2 separate regions of the Homo sapiens genome follow, and region 2 is linked to region 1. A link is a contact called in ENCODE Hi-C or POLR2A ChIA-PET data. All regions are on one chromosome and are shown on one strand. The core of a region is the stretch at or near the end of the contact, and the rest is flanking DNA. Distances in the headings are between cores, read along the strand shown.

Region 1 (3,862 bases), core at 768-3,267:
GTTCTTTTTTTTTTTTTTTTCTTTTTTTCTTTTTTAAGAGATGGGGACTTGCTATGTTGCCTGGGCTGGTCTTGAACTCCTGGGCTCAAGCGATCCTCCCACTTCAACCTCCCAAAGTGCTAGGATTACAGGCGTGAGCCCCTGTGCTTGGCCAAGGCAGTAGGTGTTCGTTCAGCAATTGCATCAGAAATCATTAAAGTCCTGGACTTGGGATTTTCGTTTTCCTGGGTTAGTGCTATTAGTTATTTATTGAACATTTTTTACAGCGTGCAGGCTTCTCATTCATCCTGAGGACTCTTGTTTTACAGCTGAGGAAGCCCAAGCTCTGGAGGATTAAATGACCAGCCCAGAGACCCCCAGCAAGGATTTGAACCCAAGTGGGGCTGTGCAAAGCTAGTACTTTTAGCCATTGTACTATGAAAGCAATATAAATTACTGATCTCTGATTGCCCTATAGATTTTTCTGAAACAGTTATTTATTTGTCTATCTATCTTTTGAAACAGAGTCTCATTCTGTTGCCCAGGCCGGAGTACAGTGATGCAAACTTGGCTTACTGCAACCTCCGCCTCCTAGGTTCAAGAGATTCTCATGCCTCAGCCTCCTGAGTAACTGGGGTTAACCTGAGTAACAGGTGCGTACCACCATGCCTGGCATTCTCTCGTATTTTTATTAGAGACGGGGTTTCGCCATGTTGGCCAGGCTTGTCTTGAACTCCTGACCTCAGATGATCCACCTCCCTCGGCCTCCCACAGTGCTGTGATTACAGGTGTGAGCTACCATGCCTGGCCTGAAATAGTCTTTTAACTAAACTTTTTACTTTGTAATAATTGTAGATTTATAGAAAAGTTGCAAAGATAGTACAGAGAGTTCCCGTATGCCCTCCATTCTGCTCCCCCTAATGTTAACATCTTAGATAACCTTGATGTGTTTGTCAAAACCACAAAATTAGGCCCGGCACGGTGGCTCCTGTCTGTATTCCCAGCACTGGGAGGCTAAGGTGGGAGGATTGCTTGAGCCTAGGAGTTCAAGATCAGTCTGGGCAACATAGTGGAGCTCATCTCTATAAAAAGTTAAAAAATTAGCTAGGCATCGAGCACCTATAGTCCTAGCTACTTGAGAGGCTGAGACAGGAGGATCACTTGAGCCCAGTAGGTCGAGGCTGGAGTGAGCCATGGTCACACTATTGCACTCCAGCCAGGGTAACAGAGCGCCTACAAAATTAATGTTGGTACAATGCTATTAACTAAACTTTAGACTAGATTTGGATTTGGATTTGGATTTCTCCAGTTCCACTAATGTCCTTTTTCCACTCCAGAACCCAATCCAGAATACAACATTACATTTAGTGAAACAGTTTTTTAAATTGTATTTCAAAGTTATATTTCACCCACCAATTTTTAAAATCAGTACTTAAAAATGGCCAGGCGTGGTGGCTCAGGCCTGTAATCCCAGCACTTTGGGAGGCAAAGGCAGGTGGATTGAGAACAGCCTGGCAAACATGGCAAAACCCTGTCTCTACTAAAAATACAAAGATTAGCCAGGCGTGGTGGTGTGCACCTGTAGTCCCAGCTGCTCAGGAGGCTGAGGCAGGAGAATCACTTGAACCCAGGAGGCAGAGGTTGCAGTGAGCCGAGATCATGGCACTGCACTGCAGCCTGGGCGACAGAGCAAGACTCTGTCTCAAAACAAATAAACAAACAAACCAAAAAACTTTAAAATCAGTGAAAATGTGCCATTCCTAGTCCTGTTAGTCTTACACTGCATTCTGCCCTGTCCCTGTCCTGCTCAGACATAGGCTGAGGCCTGTGGTTCCGTCGCCCAGGCTGCTTGTCAGTTGGTTTCCTGCTGGTTTTGGCCAAGGGCAGTAGAAAGAAACCAGGGTATTTCTCCTCCCCCACCGCCACCCTTCTTTAATCTGCATTTCCGGCAATGTCTCTAGCTCCTCTGGGAACTGATGGCTGTGGTTCAAACTTCCCCTGGGTGACCCTGGGCCCCAGGCTCACCATCTCTTCATGTGGTGGCTTCCTGCCATTGACAATTGCGGGATGGCTTTGTCTTCCCCTGGTTGGCCTCTCAACTCTCCCATCACTGATGTAACCAGTCTCTGGTTTTAAATCCTTAGAATGCTGTCTGTATGCCTGGCTGGTCCCCGCCTGACACATGTGCCTGAGATGCCTCCACACTTGGTCTTCCTGCCCTTGTGGCCCTAACACCCTCACAAAGCTGAAAACTGCTTCCAGTGAAAGGTTCTGTGTAAAAGCGACAGAGGACCTAAGATGAACTCTTGATGTCAACAGTTGTGGTTTCTGCAGCCACACTAACCACACAGATGTCAGCACAGCTGCACTCACACCTACTTCTTCATTTTGCAGGATGGCCAGAGACAATAAAAGCACGAGACCCAAGTAGTCTACCGAAGTCTCCATCTCTGTGGACCTACAGAGGCACAGAGGGCTGCTCACAAGATGGCTTTAGACATTCTCGCCATGGCCCCTTTGTATCAGGCCCCTGCCATCAACAGAATAGGGCCAAAGACAGACCCATCTAAAAGGCCAGCTGATCCACTAAAACCCTTGGTTCTCTCTAGGACCAAACTCACCACCATTGAGGCCAAAAGGATCATGTCCATCCTGGATGAGGCGATCTACAAGGTGGAGCTGGTGACCTTGCTGTCGTATGTGGCATCCAACAGAGAGGATATGGAGGGGATGCTGGGGGAGGACGTCATGAGGGCAGTGAGAGAGCATGAGGATCTCTGCCAGGTCCTCCTTGAAAACGTCAGGTGCCTGAAAGAGAAAGAAAGGCAATTGCAGGAGCAGAAAGAGGCTGAGGAGGAAGGGTGGCTCAGAGACCGCCTCCTTTCCATAGAGCTGCAGAAATCCAGCCTCTCACCACTTATGCAGCAGATCAAAGACTCCACCAAGAACGTCCTTAGACTCTTGCTCAGCAACCCCCAGGCTGCTAGGCTCCTGCAGATGCAGACACAGGGTAGAAGTGCAGAAGCCCAGAATTTTATTGACAGCCTGATAGAGCTCCGTGGTTTCCTGTTTGAAAAACTACTCACTAGTCCCATGGAAGCGAGGGATAAGGCCCAGTTCTTACAGGATATCAGTAGACAGAATAGTAATAACCAACAAATCATTGATACTCTTGAAAAGGAATTGGCGGAGAGAATGAAGAACAGGAATGCAGAGGTATTGTTTCATAGTATTGCTGAAATTACTGAAGAAGCCACACAAATCTTTTGTTGGTTGGGTTTTTCCTCAATGATTGATTTTTTTTTTAAGATGGAGTCTCGCTCTGTTGTCCAGACTAGAGTGCAGTGGTGTAATCTCGACTCACTGCAACCTCTGCCTCCCAGGTTCAAGCGATTCTCCCACCACAGCCTCCCAAGTAGTTGGGATTACAGGCGTATGCCACCACGCCCGGCTAATTTTTGTATTTTTAGTAGAGACAGGTTTTCGCCATGTTGGCCAGGCTGGTCTAGAACTCCTGACCTCAAGTGATCCTCCTGCTTTGGCCTCCCAAAGTGCTGGCCACTGCGCCTGGCCAATTGATTGACTGATTTTTTTGAGACAGGGTCTCACTCTGTTGCCCAGGCTAGAGTGCAGTGGCATGATCACAGCACACTGCAGCCTCCATCTCTCAGGCTTAAGCAATCCTCCCATCTCACCCTCCCAAGTAGCTGAGACTACAGGTGTGTGTCACCATGCCTGGCTAATTTTTTGATTGTTTGTAAAGATGGGCTCTTGCTACGTTGCCCAGGTTGGTCTCGAACTTCTGGGTTCAAGAGATCCTTCCGCCTTGGCCTCCCAAAGTGCTGGGGTTACAGGCATGAGCCACTATGCCCGGCCTCCCCAG
Region 2 (3,862 bases), core at 527-3,026, 3.3 Mb before region 1:
TCTCAGAGGTGAAGATTGGAGGAGATTTTAATATAGGGTGTGAATTCCAATTCACATCTCTTCCAACGGGACCTCTTTCCGAAGTCCCGGGAACTAACATTCATCAACACCTCTGACATCCCAGAGGATCGCAACATTCCTGCCAAGGGTTATTACTCCCATTTCCCAGATGAAGAGATTGAGTCCCTGCAGCACGCAATTAGACAGTAGCAGAACCAGAATTTGAACTCTGATCCACCCCGATTCTGGGACCTGTGGAGCTCCAGGTACCGAGAGCTGGCTCTCGCCTGGGGCCTTGGAGTCTGGGTAGCTGGATGCTGGGAGAGGCTGCGGAGGTAAGGGCCCAGGGGCTGAGGTTGCAGCGGCTGCCCGGGAATGCGGCCCTTGCACGCCCACTTTTTAACACAGTGCCATCCCTGACAGACACCCTTGTCCTTTTCCTGTGCTGCCCTTCGTAACACCATAAATAAAGCCTTAGAGTAACGTGACCTGAGCCAGGCAGTAAATGATGGCACTGTCAGTTGTACACGACTGTTGAAACAAACACAGACTGTAATCATCGTGCTGTACGGGGAGAAAGACATTTGGCAAATGAGATTCCATTTTCACATTGGTTTGTGCTGAGCATATAAATTTCCTGCGGGCCGGCCAGCATTGGGGATGTGTAATTGATTGCCTGCATTATAATAAACAAGCTGTGACAGGTGATCATTCATCATATTCCGCTGAACGTTCCAGCACACCAGAAAACGGAGGAAGAGAGGGAACGCGCGAGCAAGGGGAGAGGAGAGGAGGAACCTGGGGGAGGGGAGGGGGTCGGAAAGACCGAGTATTCCCGACAGACAGAAAAACCAGGGGAGGGGCGGGGGAGGGAATCCGCTGAGCGGGCGGGGGAAAGTGAAAGCAATTACTATAATTCTTTTGATTATCTAATTTGTTCTTTCTGGCCTTCGTTATATGACCCTCCCCCCCTCCCCCCACTCCAACATAGAAGGTCCCCCACGGGGACTTGGGAAGGCACAGAGAACGCTCCCTCCACGATCGAGGGAAGGAAGGGGGGAGGCAGGTGGGGGAGGGGCCGCGTCTAGTTGTAACCGGAGTAGATACATTCGGGAAAACCTGGGGGGAGAAGGAGGAGGAGGAGGGGAGGAGCGTGTGCAGGACTTAGCTTTGCTCTTGCACTGAGATGCCTCCAGTCGGATGGATAGGAACCAGCCTCTTTAAATACATTTTTTTAAAGGGTGTCTGAAAAACAAGTGAAAAGTTCCTTTTATTGGAGAAAAAGGACAGCATCCAAGTTGGCATCAGATGTGGTTCCACAAGCCTGTCATATGGTGCTCTCATTCCTCCCCCTCGCTCCCTCCGCCCCGCCCCAGCTCCCACCTCCCCACCCCCACTGCAGCCCCAGCCTCTCTGTCTCTCTCTCTGTGCCCTTGGCCCGGGGCTGGGGGTCGAACAGCAACTGCTGGGAAGCACCCTCCTCTCCAGGAGCTCCCACCTAGACAGACAGAAGGCGGAGGTACACTGGCATATGAAGGACAGAAAGACAAATGCAGAGCTCTCGAGCCAGCACACGCATTAAATAAGTACTTACATTATGCAAAAGCCAAGGGCCTCAACAAGGGGGTGAATGAAGAAGGGGGACAAGGAGGGCTGCGTCCCAGACTAGTTTCCCCAGCTCTCACCCTGCCAATTTCCAGCCCCCGCCTCCCTATCCCGCAAGCGTCCTCCCATTCCCTCCCTGGTACCAAGCGCTTAGAGCAGGTGGGAGCCTCGGACCCAGAAGGCTGGGAGCTGAGGAGGCGTGGCTTGCGCTAACATCGGGGGCGGGGCCTGGCTGGGGCTTAGTCGGGGCGGGGCCCACGCCGGAGGGGGCGGGGCGAGCACAGAAGAAAGAGCGTTAGGGGCTCCTTTGCCACTCGTTGCACGCTGCTTCCCAGAGTCTTCTGCTATTTCATCGTAGCCTTAACAACTGGAATCTGTCGCCTTCGAGATGTTCCTAAAGTCACTGCTTTGGGAGAATCTGTTCAAGGGACCTGCTTTCCAAAAGCAATGACATCAGCCCAGCAACGTGATCTGTGTTGTCCTTGAAGGATTAACAACTCATTTGGGTCTCCCAAGAGCCCTAGGAGGTAGCCAGGGCAGGTGCTGTTGTCCCCGTCTCACAACGACCTATGAAGTGCATGTTGGGGCCTTGATTTTACAGGGGAAGGAACACAGGCACAAAGAAACGAAGTTACTCTCTCGGGATCTGGCAATGAAAAAGTCAAAATTTGAAGCCAGGGGTCTTCTGACCTGTTCTTCAGCATCCCTATGAGAACATATACTTTCTCCCTCCAACACTCTCCTCCCATCCATAAGTGCATACAGGTGCTGAATAGGAGGGGCAGAGTTGAGTCTATATTGAATGATTGTGCATCCAGATCCTCACTAAGCCCTCTTGGTTTTGCCTGACACACGTGGCTCACTGTGTGCCCCCTGGTCCAGGCCACCTGCATCTTCCTCCTGGACCACTGTCCCCGCCTCATCACTGGCCTTCCTCTTAATGCTGTTCTCACTCCCATCCACTACCCACCAGCAGCCATGATGATCAATGATGGTCACCATCCATACCCTGTATCAACTGTCTCTCTAGCGCCATCTTTTTTTTTTTTTTTTTTTTTTTTTTAAAGACATGGTCTCCCTCTGTTGCCCAGGCTGGAGTGCAGCAGTGTGATCGTAGCTCACTGCAGCCTTGAATTCCTGGACACAAGCAATCCTCCTGCCTCAGCTTCTTGAGTAGCTGGGACCACAGGTGCTTGCCCCCATGCCCAGCTAATTTTTATTTTTATTTCTGTAGAGATCAAATCTCATCATGTTGCCCAGACTAGTCTTGAACTCCTGGCCTCAAGCTTCCCCAGTTGCTGGGGATTACAGGTGTGAGCTGCCACACCTCTTGCCTTAGCTTCCCCAGTTGCTGGGATTACAGGTGTGAGCTGCCACCATCTTTTTTTTTTTTTTATTTGTTTGTTTTGTTTTGTTTTTTGGAGGCAGAGTCTCATTCTGTCATCCAGGATGGAGTGCAGTGGCATGATCTTGGCTCACTGTAACCTCTGTCTCCCAGGTTCAAGTGATTCTCCTGCCTCAGCCTCCCGAGTAGCTGGGATTACAGGTGCCTGCCACCACGCCTGGCTAATTTTTGTATTTTTAGTAGAGACAGGGTTTCACCATGTTGGCCAAGCTGGTCTTGAACTCCTGACCTCAGGTGATCCACCCACCTTGGCCTCCCAGACTGCTGGGATTACAGGGGTGAGCCACCATGCCTGGCCAGGTCCAGAAGTTTTCCATCACCCCAAACAGAATCTCGGTACCCATTAGCAGTCACTTCCCATTCTTCCCTCCCGTTGGCCCCTGGCAGCTGCCAATCTGCTCTCTGTCTCTATGGATTGCCTGTTCTGGATATTTCATGTAAGTGGAATCCTACGATATATAATCTTTGTGTCTGCTTCTCCCACTCAGCATCATGTGTTCAAGGCTCATCCATGCTGTAGCGCATGCCAGTGCTTCCTTTCTTCTTATGGCTCAGTGCTGTTCCATTGCCTGGATGGACCACATTTTGTTGATCCATTCACTGGCTAGGGGTCATTTGGGTTGTTTCCACCTTTTGGCTATTGTGAATAGTGCTCTATGAACAATTGTGGGTAAGTTTTCATTTGAATATTTGCATTTATTTATTTGTTTATTTATCTATCTATCTATTTATGTTTTGGAGACAGAGTCTCCCTCTGTTCCCCAGGCTGGAATTCAGTGGCGCAATCTCGGCTCACTGCAACCTCTGCCTCCCGGGTTCAAGCGATTCTCCTGCCTCAGCCCCCCGAGTAGC

Evidence for each region. A loop is a pair of places that touch in the nucleus more often than their neighbours do. ChIA-PET counts read pairs that join two places held with the same protein, here RNA polymerase II (POLR2A). Pooled maps may share reads with other maps.
Region 2: a loop to region 1 is called in a map with no recorded cell type, with 11 times the contacts of the local background. The contact joins the promoter of LINC00173 here to the enhancer-like site in region 1. A Hi-C loop is called at or near these places in 2 of 37 single-sample maps with no recorded cell type and 2 of 50 pooled maps. POLR2A ChIA-PET finds 5 or more read pairs at or near these places in 1 of 52 experiments (GM10248).

What each region holds. Positions count from the first base shown.
Region 1 is chr12:113,206,771-113,210,632 of GRCh38, reverse strand. It overlaps DRC10 (dynein regulatory complex subunit 10), which reads left to right. Exons shown (of 5, transcript NM_001330452.2): 2 at 2,374-3,195. The coding sequence starts at 2,467. Among named protein-coding and RNA genes, the nearest start is that of DRC10, 12 kb to the left of the region's middle. RefSeq lists enhancers at 1,625-1,784, 1,935-2,244, 2,455-2,584. Within about 2 kb of position 2,017, at least 17 of the 41 ENCODE cell types and tissues checked have a DNase peak (open chromatin) inside an H3K27ac peak, as active enhancers do.
Region 2 is chr12:116,531,349-116,535,210 of GRCh38, reverse strand. It overlaps LINC00173 (long intergenic non-protein coding RNA 173), which reads right to left and starts at 1,776. Exons shown (of 3, transcript NR_027346.1): 1 at 1,595-1,776. RefSeq lists an enhancer at 1-401 and silencers at 1,810-1,859, 1,764-1,965.